2 separate regions of the Mus musculus genome follow, and region 1 is linked to region 2. The links are chromatin loops, found by intact Hi-C in ENCODE. Cell type or tissue: heart. All regions are shown on one strand.

The links. A loop is a pair of places that touch in the nucleus more often than their neighbours do. Peaks named below come from ENCODE experiments on the same cell type or tissue, not always from the same donor. Only the 100,000 strongest peaks of a DNase experiment are listed, where the experiment ranks them.
Region 1: it touches region 2 in a loop (5-fold over the local background); 15 of 42 quality-filtered maps call a loop at or near these places.

Annotation. Positions count from the first base shown.
Region 1 is chr4:55,511,775-55,519,774 of GRCm38, reverse strand. No RefSeq gene overlaps it. Among named protein-coding and RNA genes, the nearest start is that of Klf4, 17 kb to the left of the region's middle. In heart, no CTCF peak of the experiment used is centred here; a DNase peak (open chromatin) is centred at 4,764; H3K4me3 peaks cover 1,123 bases; H3K27ac peaks cover 652 bases; H3K27me3 peaks cover 1,355 bases.
Region 2 is chr4:56,359,063-56,367,062 of GRCm38, reverse strand. No RefSeq gene overlaps it. Among named protein-coding and RNA genes, the nearest start is that of Gm42291, 47 kb to the right of the region's middle. In heart, a CTCF peak has its summit at 4,719 (motif pointing right); no DNase peak of the experiment used is centred here; H3K27me3 peaks cover 236 bases.

The sequences.
Region 1 (8,000 bases), 850 kb after region 2:
CTCAGCTTCTCGGCCTAGTCTGCAGCAGATACTCTGTAAAACTTAGTAAAAGTGTTTGCAGTGATTCCAGACCTCCCGGAGGTTGGCTTTAGGGTGAATTCTATCTGGGCTTCAAAGTTACCAAGCTAAGGATACAGGAGAAAGTGACAAAGAACTCATAGTGATAGGTGTACAGGTGTCGCCAGTTTTCTGAGTTAGAACACAGGGCACACCATTAACAAGAGAACTCTGCAGAGATGCGATCAGTTAACAGAAGGAAGAGAGCTCTGACTGCTCTGGGATGAATTTGGACACCTCTGCTCGGTGTCTTCCTTTATACATAAAGGCTTGAGTAGACTGATTTTAGAGTTGCCATAACAATGCTCTCATCACAACCCAGCGTTCAGCAGCCAAATTCTCTGGCAAACAGTTTTTACCTAACATTTTTGGCGCTGACGCTGTTCCCAGATGGGCAACCTACAAGCTGGAATAGAAACCTCACAAGGAAGGACAATTTTACAGGTTGTGAGTTTAGAAGGAATGGTTTATTTGTTTATTTTTTGAAGTCTGTTTCTCTGTCCTTTAGCGTTGTCACTAGCCCCAGCTTGGAAGTGTTTCCTCTGTGGCAGTAGGAATGCACTGGGGCATGTGAACTTGGAGGTGCTGGTTGAATAGGGTAGAGGTGGATAGAGAGGAAAGGGGGGGGTGGGATTCACAGTCATTAAGTATCCCTGGTATGCTGAGAACTTTGCTAGAGGATGAAGATCTTGCTACACATACACACACACACACGCACACATGCATATAAAATATATATATTAAAACAAAGTCTCATGTAGCCCTGGCTAGCTTCGAACTCTCTGTGTGGAATGATCTTGAACTTCTGACTCTATAACTCAGCCCCCGACCAAGTTCTGGGGTTGCAGGAGCATGCCACCATGCCACTGTGTTAGAGCCCTGTAAGTCAGCAGTTCTCAACCTGTGGGTCATGACCCCCAAAATGACCATCCCAAACAGATATTTATATTATGATTCATAACAGTAGCATAATTACCGTTATGAAGTAGCAATGATAGTAATTTTATGGCTGGAGGTCACCACGACATGAGAAACTGTATTAAAGGGTCGCAGCATCAGGAAGGTTAAGAACCACTGTTTTAGATCAAAGACAGAAGCCCTACAGGAGTGTGACTTCTCTAAGACTGCACAGGTACAAAAGGAATCCGTGTGTGTCTACCTTGGAAGCCCACTATCTTACTGGAAAAAATATACACGCTCCTTCTCAGATAAACGAAAGCTCCTCCCTCCCTGCCATTTTGAATCTAAATAGGGTGATATTTTCTGCATGCAGAAATACATGGGCAGGACTGGCCTAACCATCCATTTTTCTAATAGAGACAAGTAATCTTACCTGTCTGTCATTCTATTAAAAAAATACCCCACATTCCTCCAGTTTGCAGTTTGAACAATGGCCTCGGAAAGAATGACCAGCTCCTGCACTGTAGCAACCCGTAGCCCTGACTAAAGCACCACGAATAAGTCATGGCTTTTCTTCGAGGATAATTCCCGCATGGTTCCAAAACATTTTATGCACGCCTTCCATCGCTGAGAAGAAGAACCAGCATCTCTATTTATAGCTGGGTCCACTGGAGGTGAGTTTAAGAAAACATCTTAGGAGGCTGGGTATGCTGGAAAAACGCAAGTGATCCTAGCACCCTGGAGGTGGAAGGAGAAGAGGTTTGATGCCGACCTCTGCCACATGGCTAGACTCGCGCGCGCGCGCGTGTGTGTGTGTGTGTGTGTGTGTGTGTGTGTGTGTGTGTGTGTGTGTGTGTGTGACACAGAGAGAGAGAGAGAGAGAGAGAGAGAGAGAGAGAGAGAGAGAGAGAGAGAGAGAGAGAGAGAGAATCAAGCCTCTTCAATGCTCAAAAGCATCCGAGGAAGCTGGTTACTCTGAAGCACATGCTGAGCCAGGGCCATGGGAAACACTCCTATTTCTTGCCCATCTTCCAAAACCCTTTGCCAACATTCTTCTAATGCTCCCAATATCTAAAGATAATCCCTTTTCCCCTAACCAGGATCTCAACTGAAAATAGCACCGGACATGTGCCGCCAGGCATGAACCAATGACTCAGAAGCCATTTCGGATCTCAGCAGCCTGGAAGGCATCGCTGAACACGGGATCCAAGTCTGGGAGCCTGTGAGTGACTGGCTAAAAGGCATTCCAAAGACTGGCTCGCTCAAAGTCTCCTTCTCACAAATGGGGAAGCAGGGGTTTCTCATCTCTTCAACGTTATGCTCCTGTAGAACTCCATTTTAGCCTCAGACTCCCAACCCTTGGATTCAGCTTGCAATAAAAGGTTTTGGGGTAAGTATCTAAACCAAGTAGTCCTAACGGAGGTATCCTAACAGAGACTGGGTGTGGTGGGGGGGGGCGGGTGTGAACCAGTGGGCAGGCCTTTGAGAGCAGGAGTGTTCAACATCAGGAACTTAGAAGGCAAACAGTGTCCTCCAAAACCTGGGCTGATGTGGGTTATTAGCTCCATTGAGCTTTTTTGTGTGTGTGTGGGGGGGGGGGTGTTGGCTTTTTTGAGACAGGATTTCTCTGTGCAGCCCTGGCTGTCCTGGAACTCACTCTGTAGACCAGGCTGGCCTCGAACTCAGAAATCTGCCTGCCTCTGCCTCCCGAGTGCTGGGATTAAAGGCGTGCACCACCAATGCACGGCCCATTGAGCTTCTTTTCAGCTGTGTTGAGTCTTATTTGCTACTGTTTCATCTTTCTCCTTTGGCTCATAAGCATATGTCCTCTCTTTGGCCAACAGTGGGGCATTGGCTACGATAGTCCTAGTGTAACCTCAGAAGCAGCTACACACCATTCAAGTGATCAGCAATGAAGACAGGCCAGCATGTGTGGAGGCTTCCGTCCTAGCGTTCCCATGCTCAGCATTTTATGCATTTTTCTCATTCAGTCCCTGTGATAATCATGGGAGATTACAGTTCTTCTCATTCTGGGGCGGGGGGGGGGGGACAGACATGAGAACCTAGATGAGGCTGGACAACTGAAACAGAAGAAAAGCAATTGAGCAATGAAGTGATGGCTTCACTCTCTCCCCCCCTCTCTCTCTCTCGTCTCTCTGCATATTTATGGAGAATGTTCAAAACTTCATGGTTGAGGTGATTGTTCACACTAAGGACATTCCAGAAGGAATGCTGTCTAGGAGTTACTCTTTCCAGATTGTACTAAAAGAGCTTTGCTGCTTCGTCTTTAGCTCTTTACCCTGCTTGGTTTCCTCTTGATACTTATTTAAAACATATCAGGATTGTTTCTTCTATTTCTCTTCCATCACACAACACAGTGAAGACAATACCATGACATACTTCATCTGAAATCCCGGAATGACGACAGCACAGCCCATTCCACTTAGTGTGAAGACTCTGCAGTGGCCTTTCGGATGGAAAAGGACAGCCTGCCCGTTGCTCACGTCAGACCTACTCTACAGTAGATAGTTCTTTCAATGGCTAAGGAGAAGCCTATTGGAAATCTGCTTGGATAAACAAACCCGCATTGAGTCCAGAGGTAATCATTAATGTTTCAAGGGCTAACTCACTGGATGCCCTTTTCCCTCTGATGGCTTCCAAGCACCCCTGATGATGGGTTTCGGGAGATAAACTTTCCAGTCAGCAGACTCCAATTGAGAAGACAATGGATTGGAGATGCAGAGATTAACAGGAGTTTGGGTGATGAACGATTACTCCTATCTGGTCTGTGTGAAATGAAAGGAGCTTGCAGCATCCCCAGATAGGAGTTGTTTGGGTTTCAGGCCCATAATACCCTCCCTCTCTCCACAAAGGATTAGACCCTCTCTGAACAAAGCTAGAACAGAATCGTGTGGGTCGGCCAGACTCTGGGCCTTGACCTTGCTCTGCTGTTTCTGGTCACGTGCCACTTGTTTGGGATTTTGTTTTTCTGTGTTCTTCCGAAGGGCGACTTTCCCAGCGTCAAGAGCCTTTTCAAAGTCACAAGCGAATCATCCCTTAGTTCTTCCAGGCCGCTTTGGCAGGCTTTCTCTACCTTCCCCAAACAGGACCAAGCTCCTATATAAAATTCATAAAATTCTTGGCAGGAAAGAAACCCTCCCATTGGAATGAACAGATGTTGGGCGAGTAACTTTGCCATGATGAGTTGTTCCTAATACTGTAGGTCTAAAACGTGTGAGGATGTTAGCTTGTATTTTAATGAATGTCAACAAGTTCTGGGCAGTTCTTCCATCGCTATCTGTGGCACACACATAACAATCACACACCTGAATTTCTACAGAGTCCTTGGGGATTGGAAAGCTATGAAAAAGCGAAAATGGAAATCCAACGTGCATGCTGATGTATTATTATAAGCTAACTCTCAGAAACACCTTTCCTCTCTGCCCAGCACCTGGATGGTCTACGTGCTTCTCCTGAGGCAATTAGCTTTGGGGGAATCAGCAGAGACGACCAGGGTCCCCACCCCGGAGACTGGAGTGTCAGTTGCCTGGGCTTCTGCTGGCTGCAATGCAAGCCCAGAACCAGCCTATCCACTTTGGGATTCAAAGTCGGAAATAGGGTTCCCTGTGGGGTGGGATGCGGTGCGAGCCGCTCCGCTACAGCTGGCGGAGGAGACTTGGGACTGGACTGGAAAGCGGCGCATGCGCGACCCAGTGAGCATCGGGCTCCGCCTGGAGTCCCCGCTGAGGGCAGTTCTCGCTCTGCCGGAGCGCACCAACGTATTCCAGGTCCCCTGCCACGCCCGGAAGAACTCCTTAGCGTCCCTGTTCCTCTCCAAGAGGAGGTGGAATGGAAGATCGTAGGGTGTGGCTGGCGGAAGAGCCGATCGCCCAGAGTCCGCGACGCTCTTGGGCGGCCCCGGTGCCCGGGAGGCCTGAGGGCTTGAGCTGGAGGCGGGTGCGGCGCGGTCTGCAGCGCCTCCCGCCGGTCCTCTTGCAGTAACGCGGCCGCAGGAGGGAGAGCCTAGACCCAAGCCCTAGACTGACTCTTGTACGGGATTTCTCATTTTGACTCTCATCAGTACTTGGTTTGGGGCTCCTGAAACTTGATTCCCAGGCCTCTTCTTGGCGGATGAATACTGGGAGGTCGTACGATCATTTCAGAGAAGGAGTGGGTGGGCTGCAGACGAGGACAGGGTTCTGGGTTTGTTTCTTATCGTTTTGGTACCAAGGATTAAAGACAGGATTTTGTGCATGCTACGTAGGTCTTGGACAGCAGAGCTACAACCCCCCTCATTTACCTTCCCACAGAGAAGAAATCCGACTGCCCAGGTGGGATACTGTCACCTGTGGCTGTAAACTCAACTGTCTTCTCTCTGAACTTCATTTCCTCGTTGCAAAATAGTAATGATCTTATCTGCTTCCCAAGTAAGAAATGCAAAGCCCCTAGCTGTGACATCAGCTGTCAGGGCCCAAGAGCAACAGTACTACACACACACACACACACACACACACACACACACACACACACACACACACACAAAACAGGTGCAAAGAGAGACTTTACTCCTCACACAGTCAACCAGCAGATCCAGGGTCCTTTTTTGACAACACATAGCAGATGCTCAGCGGTCTATAGATCTTTGCCTGTGGCAGTCATGTTTGCTCACTCAGGCAGCTTGCAATGCAGAAAACTAGGTTTTTAAGTGGAGTTGGGGCGGTGGCTTATATGCTGCAGCTCCTGTAATAAGGTCAGAGTACAACTTAATTTTCCCCATTTCTTTCCTTATTTAGTGTGTGTGTGTCATCTCAGACAACGTGTGCTACTGTGTTCTCAGACACTTAAGAGGGAAGAAAGTACCCACTAAGCCACATCTCAGCCCATGTAGGAAGCTCGGACTACTGGGACCATGTGCTCTCATTTCTCCTTAACACCTCTCCCACACACATCTCACATTCTTTCTGAAGTGATCGTGTTAGAAAGTGTTAGTGTACACAGACTTACCAGTTGCCAGAGGTCTTTATCCTATAACTTCCCTTGGACCCAGTACAGCAGGCACATCTCTCAGGGTGAGTTACTAGTTCCCGCTGGAATGGAGCAGTGTGCAGATTTGGTGGATTGGGGAGAGCTTGCCTTCACGCCCTTTCCCAGACTTTGACTTTATCAGAGGATACCTCCTGGGACACCTGCCACTTGTGTGCTCTCGCTAAAGGTTGGCACTTTGCCTAGAGAGGGGGGAATGGGTCTTCTTGGACATGTTCTTTTTCAGTCCTGTTCTGGGGCATCTAATTCAACAGTCAGCGTGAACGGAGACAAGAGTCACCATGGAAATCTATTAGGAGTTTTTATGTGTTTGTTTGCTTCTGCTTCTTTTCTAAAAGGGTCTCACATACTCTGGACCTCACCCCCTCTTCTTTCACCTTCCAAATTCTGGGACTGTAGGCGTGTAAGGCACAGGCAAGTGAAGTGTAACCTCACCAGACTGATCTGTTGGGATTTTTTTTTAGGGGGGTCTGTTTTGTTTTGGGTTTTCTGGTGCTCTCTGTACCAGAAGTAAAGGGCTATGATGAGAAGGGCATTGGTACGGTGTTTGTAATTAGTCCTACTGAGTATGGTAGTCCGTGCTTGTTATCCCAACACTCAGGAGGTTGAAGCAGGAGGATTGAAAGTTAGAGGCCAGCATGGGCTGTTTCCCCAAGACTCTGTCACAAAAATTTTTTTTAAAGGCAAAACAGTTTAAACAAGAAGTATATGAGCACTGATGTAATAATATTCATTTTTAGCAAAGCAAAAATCCAAATATGGTATTTTTGTGGATTATGATAAGGTGTGAGGAAAAGAAAATTCCTGTCTTCTCTAGCTCTTGAAAATATCCTCATTCCCCTGTACTGGGGCATATAATCTTCGCAAGACCAGGGGCCTCTCCTCCCAATGATGGCCAACTAGGCCATCTTCTGCTACATATGCAGCTAGAGACGGGAGCTCTGGGGGCACTGGTTATAACGTTCATATTGTTGTTCCTCCTATAGGATTGCAGACCCCTTCAGCTCCTTGGGTACCATGTGGTTGCTGGGATTTGAACTCAGTTCCTTTGGAAGAGCAGTCGGTGCTCTTAACCATGGAGCCATCTCTCCAGCCCATCTTGTCAAATAAGGAGGTCAGCCAGTCTCTCCTGCCTTCTGTTTTTCATAACCCATGCATGCACCACAGTGGGGAACAATCATGGAGGAGGAGGGTTCCCAAGCTGCCCTTTGAGAATAAAATGGGAGGCCAGAACCAAAGTCTTTTGGATAAAGCACCACAAATGACTACACACGAACCCGTTTGACTGCCTTCCTTCCCAAGGCACGGATCGTCCCGCATGGGAAAGACCTCCCTCCCTCCCTTTTGACCCATTTTCATTCTTCCACCATACACTCAATAAAATAAAATAAATAAATGAATAAAAAAAAAAGAAAAAGAAAATATCCTCTCTTGGAGACTGGGGAGATGGCTCAGGTTGGTGAGAGCCAGAGCTTGCACCTCCAGACCTTCCAGCCAGGACTGACCTGAAATCTCAGTGCTCCCCTACAAGGTTCAGAGGGAGGACACTCTCCAGAAGCTCAAAGGCCAGCTATCCTGGGTCCTTCAGCTTTGTACAACAGAGACGCTCATCTCAAAATAAATGGAAAGGGTACGCGTGCATGTGACACACACACACACACACACACACACACACCAGCATTCTTCAAATAGAAAATGCAAAGATACACAAAGAATCCCATTTTTTAAATGTCTAATATTTCCCCTGTCCTTAGCAGTCAACAAAGTATTTCCTTGAGTATCTTATGCACTGAGCCATTCTCTGGATGAACCTCAGCAAGGACATGAGGTTTGGGACACAATGCTGATGTTCACAACCCAGAGTCATCACTTATTTCCTGCCTCATCTCCACGATGCTACACAGCGCTTCTGCTCTCCCAGGCTCTAGAGTGGGATGGTTCACTGCCCCTCTGAGCAAGCACTCCTCATGACTCTTGAGAAATGATAGGACATGTGCTTT
Region 2 (8,000 bases):
ATGTCAGCTTCCAGGACACAAAGAGGAGGTTAGATGGGTGTTATGAGGTAATAGTGGTGTTTGGTGACTCAGGCCTGTAATTTCAGCTACAGAGGATGCTGAGGCAGAAAGACAGTCATCTCAAAGCCTACCTGCACTGCAGAGTAGGTTCAAGGCCACTCTGTACAGCTTAGTGAGATGCTGTATCAAAGTAGCAAAACAATAGCTGGGGATATAGCTCAGCTCTACAGTGCTTAGCTAGCAGAAATGATGCCCTAGATTCAATCCCTCAAACCACCCTAGCAATCAATCAATCAGTCAATCAATCAATGGAAATGAAAAGAGGTACTTTCCCAACACTCTAGAACCTTCCATTGCTCAGTGAATCAATGCTACCAACTGTTTTTTTTCTTTCTGTGAACAACCTTGTAAGAATATTTTCAATTAGAATTTCATCCTGTTCTCACTATCGTTTCTAGTCCCTGGGGGAGGCTGCTGATTCCTGCCTTGGCTCTGGCATTGCCATCTGCTCGTCTGTCTGCCTCTCTGGACCCTGTAGATGTTCCGTTCAGATTGGGACTGGTCCCCACATCCTCTAAAGCTTTGCATTCCACTCCCATCATGTGTTTCCCCTGGAAGTGATTTCCGAGCCCTAACTTCATATCAAAATCTGTTCCTTTAATAGAATAAATTTGATATGGACTAGCAGGTATCTGATGTGGGTTCTTACCATGAGAGAGGAAAGCAGTGTGAGCTGCTGACAGTGGAATCAACCGTTTCCGTCTTGGGGGAATTCATGAGTTCAGTGGAAGCACTGTAAGGGAAATCCTAAGATGCTCTCATCTTCTGACTGACTTCAGACCGACTATGTTTCCTCACAGTATTCTAATGATGGATTCCATTTCGGTACAGTTCGTGTTTGCCTTAAAAAACCCAACTTGTGGACATTTTTGTCCTGTAAAACCAAATGCAGATAAATAAGCTACATTCTCGGACCCCAAAATTCAATCTGTTGAAACCACAGCTCTCTCCCCTACCATTAAAATCATTTTTAAAATTCCAGTTTGCGGCTCTACTTTGGCAGCCACCATTGATCCTAAACTAGGTTGTGCTATTTTGAAAAACAAAAAAAGTATTTTATTCAGATCTATTTTTCCTTGTCAACTGCCTTTGCCACAAAAGACTAAGTCTGTCTCTGTAATTACAGCGAGAGTTCAGTTATAGAGCACGTTTACTGGGAACCTTAAAAGGAGCCTGGGTATTTTAATGAGTATCTAAAACATTTTTCTGATTCTTGTAGTAGTCCTATTTTCAAATAAAGAAACCTGTCTTTAAAATGAATGCACATCTCCTCTGTAATATGAAGACACTGGAGTTCCTTAACATTAAAGCAACCAAAGTGAAAGACACAGTCTCAGCTCCAAGTAGGCTTTTTGTCTGATGGAGAGGGGTGGAGATTGAATTATAAGTGTGGGAAGCAGAACACTAGTGCTTAGTTGCTGATTATTAAACTATGACTTACACTTTTCATGCTGTGAATTTTCATCTGTAAGGTATGTCAACGAGTCCTCCAGCTCATAAGCTTGTGATGGGACTCAAGGGAAATAATCTTTAAAAAATTGTACTGAAGGATTTATTACAAAATCCCTGCACAGCATTCTCTGGGAAGCATGGGTTTGCAGTTAGATAGGGAACTGAACAAGTGTGTGTGTGTGTGTGTGTGTGTGTGCGTGTGAGCATGTGTGCGAGTGTACATGTGCATGTGTGTGTATGTGCATGTGAGCATGTGTGCGAGTGTACATGTGTATGTATGTGTTTGTGCATGTCTGTGAGCATGTGTATGTATGTGTGTTTGTGCATGCATGTGTATATGTGAGCATGTGTGCGAGTGTCCATATGTGTGTGTTTGTGCATGTCTGTGAGCATGAATATGTATGCATGTGTGTGTGTGTGTGCATGTGTGTAGGTCAGAAGTGGACACTGGATATGTTCTCAAGTCCCTAGCCTTGTGTTGTAAGTCCTTTAGCAATGGAATTATCTTCCCAGCCCCTGAATACTAGTTCTGTTAAGCAACAAGCTGTGTGACTTGCCCTCTGTTGATTTACCTCTCTGAGCCTTGAATTCCTCATTTGTCAGTATAAGACCATTCTGAGTGATGACAAGAATGGAAAGAGAACACACAACATGTGTTCAAGAATAGTATCTCTTATTACTTCTCTCCACTGAACGGGGCATTCATGTCTGTATATTCAAGCTATAAATACACTGCGCTCGACCAGGCACTCTTGGAACATTTGACTCAATAGATTTTCTCCTTTCTTTATGAAAAATTGATACTGTGGGCAGACTTGTGGCTGCCCACGTCGTTAAGTTCAGAAATAAATGTCCTCGACCACAGACTCCTGTCTCACCTCCAAGGCAGCTCAGTTTTTCAGTGTATAAGTGAGTTGAGTGTGCTCTTGACTGCAAGAGACATCTCCATCTCTTAGAGCAGAGCCAGGGCCAAGGGAGCCCTGGGGCCTGAGTGACTTTCAGTCTGTTGTGTCTAGGGACTTTCCCCGGGCCAGTGTCACTTTTACATAGGAGTCCAGACGTAAACATCGCCAGCAAGGGGATCAAATGGGCATGGAGTTACAGCATGGAGAGCGAGGATGATGATAAACCACAGTGTATGTGTCCAGCTGGGGAATAGCCACTCTTGGCTCTGCTGATGGTTGCTAGGCAGGAATGCTGACACGGTTTGTTCTTTGTCCTGTTTGTTTGGCTCCCCAGATGTCACAAATTTTAATTTCAAATGATACTTTCCAGCGTTGACTGCTGACCACGGATGCAAACTGTACCTAAGCTCTGCGTGTTTACGGTTTTCATTGGCTCATCGGTGTGTGTCTTCTGCCTTGCAAAGGATCCCTAGTGACACACTCTTTTATCTATATGAACATGGGACACTTGGAATCAGTCATCTTTCAAGGACATTACTTCCCACCTCTCTGTGCCCTTTTACACGTGCCTATACATGCATATGTGTGCATGTGTGTGGAGGCAAGACAACAGCCTGAGCTGTCATTTCTCAGGCTCTTCTCTCCAGAGAGCTGTCAATCACTGTCCTGGAACTTACCAAGGAGACCAGTAAGCTTCAGGTATCCTCCTATCTTTACCCTTTGAGAGCTGAGATTACAAGTGGGAGTCATATGCATGACTGTATTTTTAATATGGATCCAAGATATTGAGCTGAGCTCCTCCTACTTAGAATGCAAGCACGTTATTAGCTGAGCTATCTCCCCAGCCCAGCTGTGAATACCTCTTTAGAATTAATAAATAGTTCTCCTCTAGTCTTATCTCTTGATAACAATTGTACTTTTCTAGCCATAGTTGCTACAGAATGAGAGTATTTCAAAAGTGGGATGGATAACTCATCTCTGCGTTTACATACCCAGCTTGCCAGTTTTCAGGATGAGATGGCAAGTTCTCATTCAGGCGTGGCATTCAGCTACATCAGATCCTTCTGGCTTGAGTACATAGGCATCACCAATGTACAATTTGCAGGTTACGAATCCAGCTGGAGTTAGCTCCTGGGGCATCAGTATAGAGAAATAGCTTTTTGGCTCCCTTCATCCAACCTTGTAGGTCAGGTAGCCAGAGGGGAGGCTCATTCCTTAGGGATGAGGAAACAGCAAATAAAGCAGGTGGTCAGCCAGTTTACTCTTTGAAACATCGGTTTGGACTCATGGGAATAATCTCATCCAGTGTCTGTTACAACACATTCTGAGGTCTTAGAGTTGTCTCAGAGAGAATGGGAGCTTTGAAATAAGGTTACAGGCCTCATCCATAAGGGAGCGATAGCAAGGAATGTGAGAAGTGATGAGAAAATTATTCCAACAGCTAAAGAATATGCTACCAGCATCATTTTAACTTTGAGCAGGAGACAGCCCAGAGTCTCCCCTGCTCAACCCCCTCCCCACTGTGAGGGTCAAGCCAGCTTGACTCTGATGTCCTCAGGTCCCTTTTCTGCAGCCAGCCTGGTCAGTAGCAGCTCTGCCTCAAACTTGACCCCTGGCATCTATCTTCTCAAGGTTCTGCAGGTATTTTCAATTGCTTGTTCAAAGACAGAGTACCTTGAACTGCTTTGAAAGTGAGGTTGAGTCATTTGCTATCTTTGTGTATGTACTGGCAATCATGCTTGTGTGTGTATGTGTGTGTGTGTGTGTGTGTAATCTATATATCTATATTTGTATTTGTGTTGTATGTGTGTATGTGCGAGTGCATGCATATGAATGTGAGATCCAGAAGTTGACACAGAGTGTATTGTTGATATCGAGGGTCAACATATTCTAATGCTGTCAGTTACGAGTGAACAATACAAAATTACCAAGTAAGAAATTGACAGAAGTGAACATGCTCAGCTCAGTACCCTTGAATGGGACTGGGCAAAAAAGAATACACAATTTCACATTCCCCTCTTCTCCATTAGTGGGCTCCAACTCCCACCTTCAAAACTAACACTTAGTTCTTCTAACTCAGATGTCTTTCTCTCCTAAAAGCCAACCAAGACTTTGGGATAGTAATTTCATGAAGAACTGTTTAAATATAAAGATCCCTTCCATTAGCTGAACCATAGATCCCATTACTGAAATAATGGGTGAGGCATTCCCTCGCTCCAGTTATATTTTTCCCTTCTTTTATGTTTATTGATTTATGCTTTTAGCCTTTTCTTAGTTCTGGTTTGTAAAAGCTAAGTATTCATTCATTTCACTAGGTGGCACTAGACATAACTCTGCGTTTGGCTAGTGCCAGCTCGGAAACTCGAAGATCTTTGGAGGGAAACATTTCTCAGGGCCAGAAGTCATCAAGTTCAAACTGGGATATAGCAGTTGACTTTGCTCTTTCTTCTAGCCTTTATCTGTGGTATTGGAAGGAGCCACTTAGCAGGACAGAGAGCACGCTGAACTTGAAGCCTCACTACGCAGCAGGAGGACTGTGCGTTAAGTAAAGACCCTCTCAGCTTTGCACTCTGCCACATGTCTCACTTCCGTAGAGAAGTGATCGTCCTCTGTTAAAGCCGCTCTATATTCCTTGCCCTTATCCTGCCATTACTCTTTGTCTAATACTTTGACTTATGAGCCCTGAATATGTGAATTATTTCCTGAATACTCTTATATAGATACTAAAAGCCAGATTTAGTCCTTACATAGTGTTGGGACATAACCAGTTCCTAGGAATACAAGCCTGATATATTTACCCAGCACTTCTCTTCCCTCTATGCTGCACATTCTAAAGGATTCTCTCAAAAGAGAAGATAAAGACCTTATCAATCTGTGCTTTCCCACTCCTCAGTCACTTGTGCTGTTAACCTACCTCCGCCTATCAACTGACTTGGCTTTACAATTTAATTAACGACTTCATATTAACCACAGTGTGAGGGAAAAGATATAAATCATTACTAAAAGTTTCTTCCACACAACATAGCCATCTCTATGACACAGCTGTGTTTTCCTTACAAATTTACCCTTTGTAAAGGCACCAGATGATCCATAGACACCCACTACTTTGGTGACAAGACTATGTACACTAGTATGCAACGTGATTATTCTTGAATACTATTAGAAGAAAGCATATGCATTTCCATAGTGCCCCACAGAAGGAGAAGTTGCATCCGATGTGTCTTAGGTCTGATGGATATTATAAGCAAAGATGATTTTCTTCCTGACTTGGATCAGTAACAGATGGCCACCGGGACAGGGCGACGCTCTTTTCTATTGGTCCGTCCAGTTAAAGGTTTGTCAATGTTGTTAGCTTTACAGCAAAACAACTTTAATCCCATTAATTTGTTTTCTAATTTTATATTTTCTTTTGCATTTGTTTCTGCTCAACGCTTCTTGCTCACGTTTTTCTCTATCCCTCGGAAGGAACCTCCAGTATAGGTGACTTCATCTGTGACTTTCCCTCTAAGCAAGGCCTAAGTTCTGTTGCATAAGCTTTGATATGGTGAATATCTTTCATCTTAAAGTATTTTCTAGGTGTATCCTTTCATTTCTTTTTAACCCTCTGATATTTTGTTTAATTTCCTCACATTTCTGATTTTTCCTCTTACCCATTTCTGAGATTATTCTGATGAATTCAGAAAACATACTTTGGATGATTTTAGCCCTTTTAAATGTCTTTATGTACTTGTTTTATGGTTAGAAATATAGTCCTTTCTGAGAATTTTTTAAGTTTTGGAGGAAAATATTTATTTTTTAAACAGATTTATTTATTTTTAATTATGTGTGTATGTATATATGCATGTGTGCATTAAGCAGACTGCATTGGATCCCTTGGAATTGATGTTCCAGACAGTTGGGAGCTACCATGTAGGTGCTAGGAAACAAACAGGGGTCATCTGCAAGAGTAGCAAGTGCTGTGGTCTCCTGAGCCATGTTTTCAGCCTGAACAACATGACTCTGATGCTTTGGGGAGGAATAGTCGCTCAGGCCCGTAGATATAGGTGGTGTCTATAAAGTTCTACATTTCTACATCCTTCTTCTGCCCCAGTTTCTGCATCACTGGAAAGGTGATGGTGAAACTTACCAGTTACACTGAGTTGCTCTTTAGCTCTGTAAGCTTTTGTTTGCTTTATTTTCAGCCTTATCATTATAAGTACGTATGTTTATAGTTACTGTACCTGACTAATGGAACACTGATGGACTGATACTTATGTTATATAACATCAGTTACTTATATGGTATAATACTTACATTATATAACATCTTTTTGTTTCTATTAATAATTTTGACTGTCTATTTTGTTATTAGCAAAGCCAACCTAGATTTTTGCTAGTATTTACATACTATATGTCTGTTTTTTTCAAATTATTTAAAAATACTTTGAACCTATAGAAATGTGTTTCTTGTAGACACTATGTGGTCAGATCGTGAAAAACTGGTCCTCACAGTTTCTAACCTTTAGTTGGTGTAGTTAGTTCATTTCTATGTGATATAATTGGTAAGTTAGGACTTACCTTTGCAATCTATTTGTTTTCTGATCACCCATTTTCTTCATAGTTCTTGTGTTACACTGTTATTGAATTTTTGGTAGAATAAACATTTCTGAGTGTATCACTCGATCCTGTGTTGTGTAAGTGCACATATGCAATTATACATAAATGTGTAGAATTTAGAGTTCTTTTTAGCATTGGGCTTTGGGATTACAATCAATAGGATCATCATTTAAAACAGATCAATACTTAAATTTTAATGCTATGTAAAACCTCAATTCCTATTCTCATCGCCACTTCTTTGTGCTGTTATTAAAAGTGATACAAACTTTTTATACACCCAATGCCCAGAGTAAGGTTTTGAGTGTAAAATGTCCCTCACAGTCTTGTGAGTTTGAATATTTGTTTCTGAGCTGTTGATGCTGTTTTGGGAGGGTTTTGGAGCCTCTGGGAGGAAGTTTCTGAAAACATGGAAAGTGTTGGCAGTAAGATGAATTCGTGAAGGCCAGCAATACTTGAGAGTTGGTCTTGAGGTCTGTAGTCAGGCCTTGCTTCCTACCCTGTCTGGCAGTTTGAGAAGGTCATTTGACAGAGGATGCCCCTGGTCTGCTGAGGTCTGAGCAAACAGCTGCTGCACTTCTTCACCTCATTCCACGCTCTCTCCATCACAGCTGACTTTCCAAAGTGAGAGCCAGAATAAAGCTTTCCTCCCTTAGGTTGCTTCTTATAGGGAATTTGGTCAGAGGTATGCGAACAAGGAAGAATATACCCATTAACACAAATGTATAATTACTGCTTTACGTAATTGTCTCTTAAATAAGACAGGATAAAAGAATGTAAAAGATGGAGACTAAGTTTAAGCTGCTTAGTATATTTATTTGGGTACTTTCCTGTGTCTGTGAGTCTAATTTCTTCACATGATTTGATTGTTTAATGTTTTAAGGTTTTTGCCTGAGGGACTGTCTTTAGAATTTTTTTGTACAGCATGTATACTATCAAAAAAGGAATCTTAGTTTTGGTTTACCTGAGGATCTTATATTTTTCTTTTATC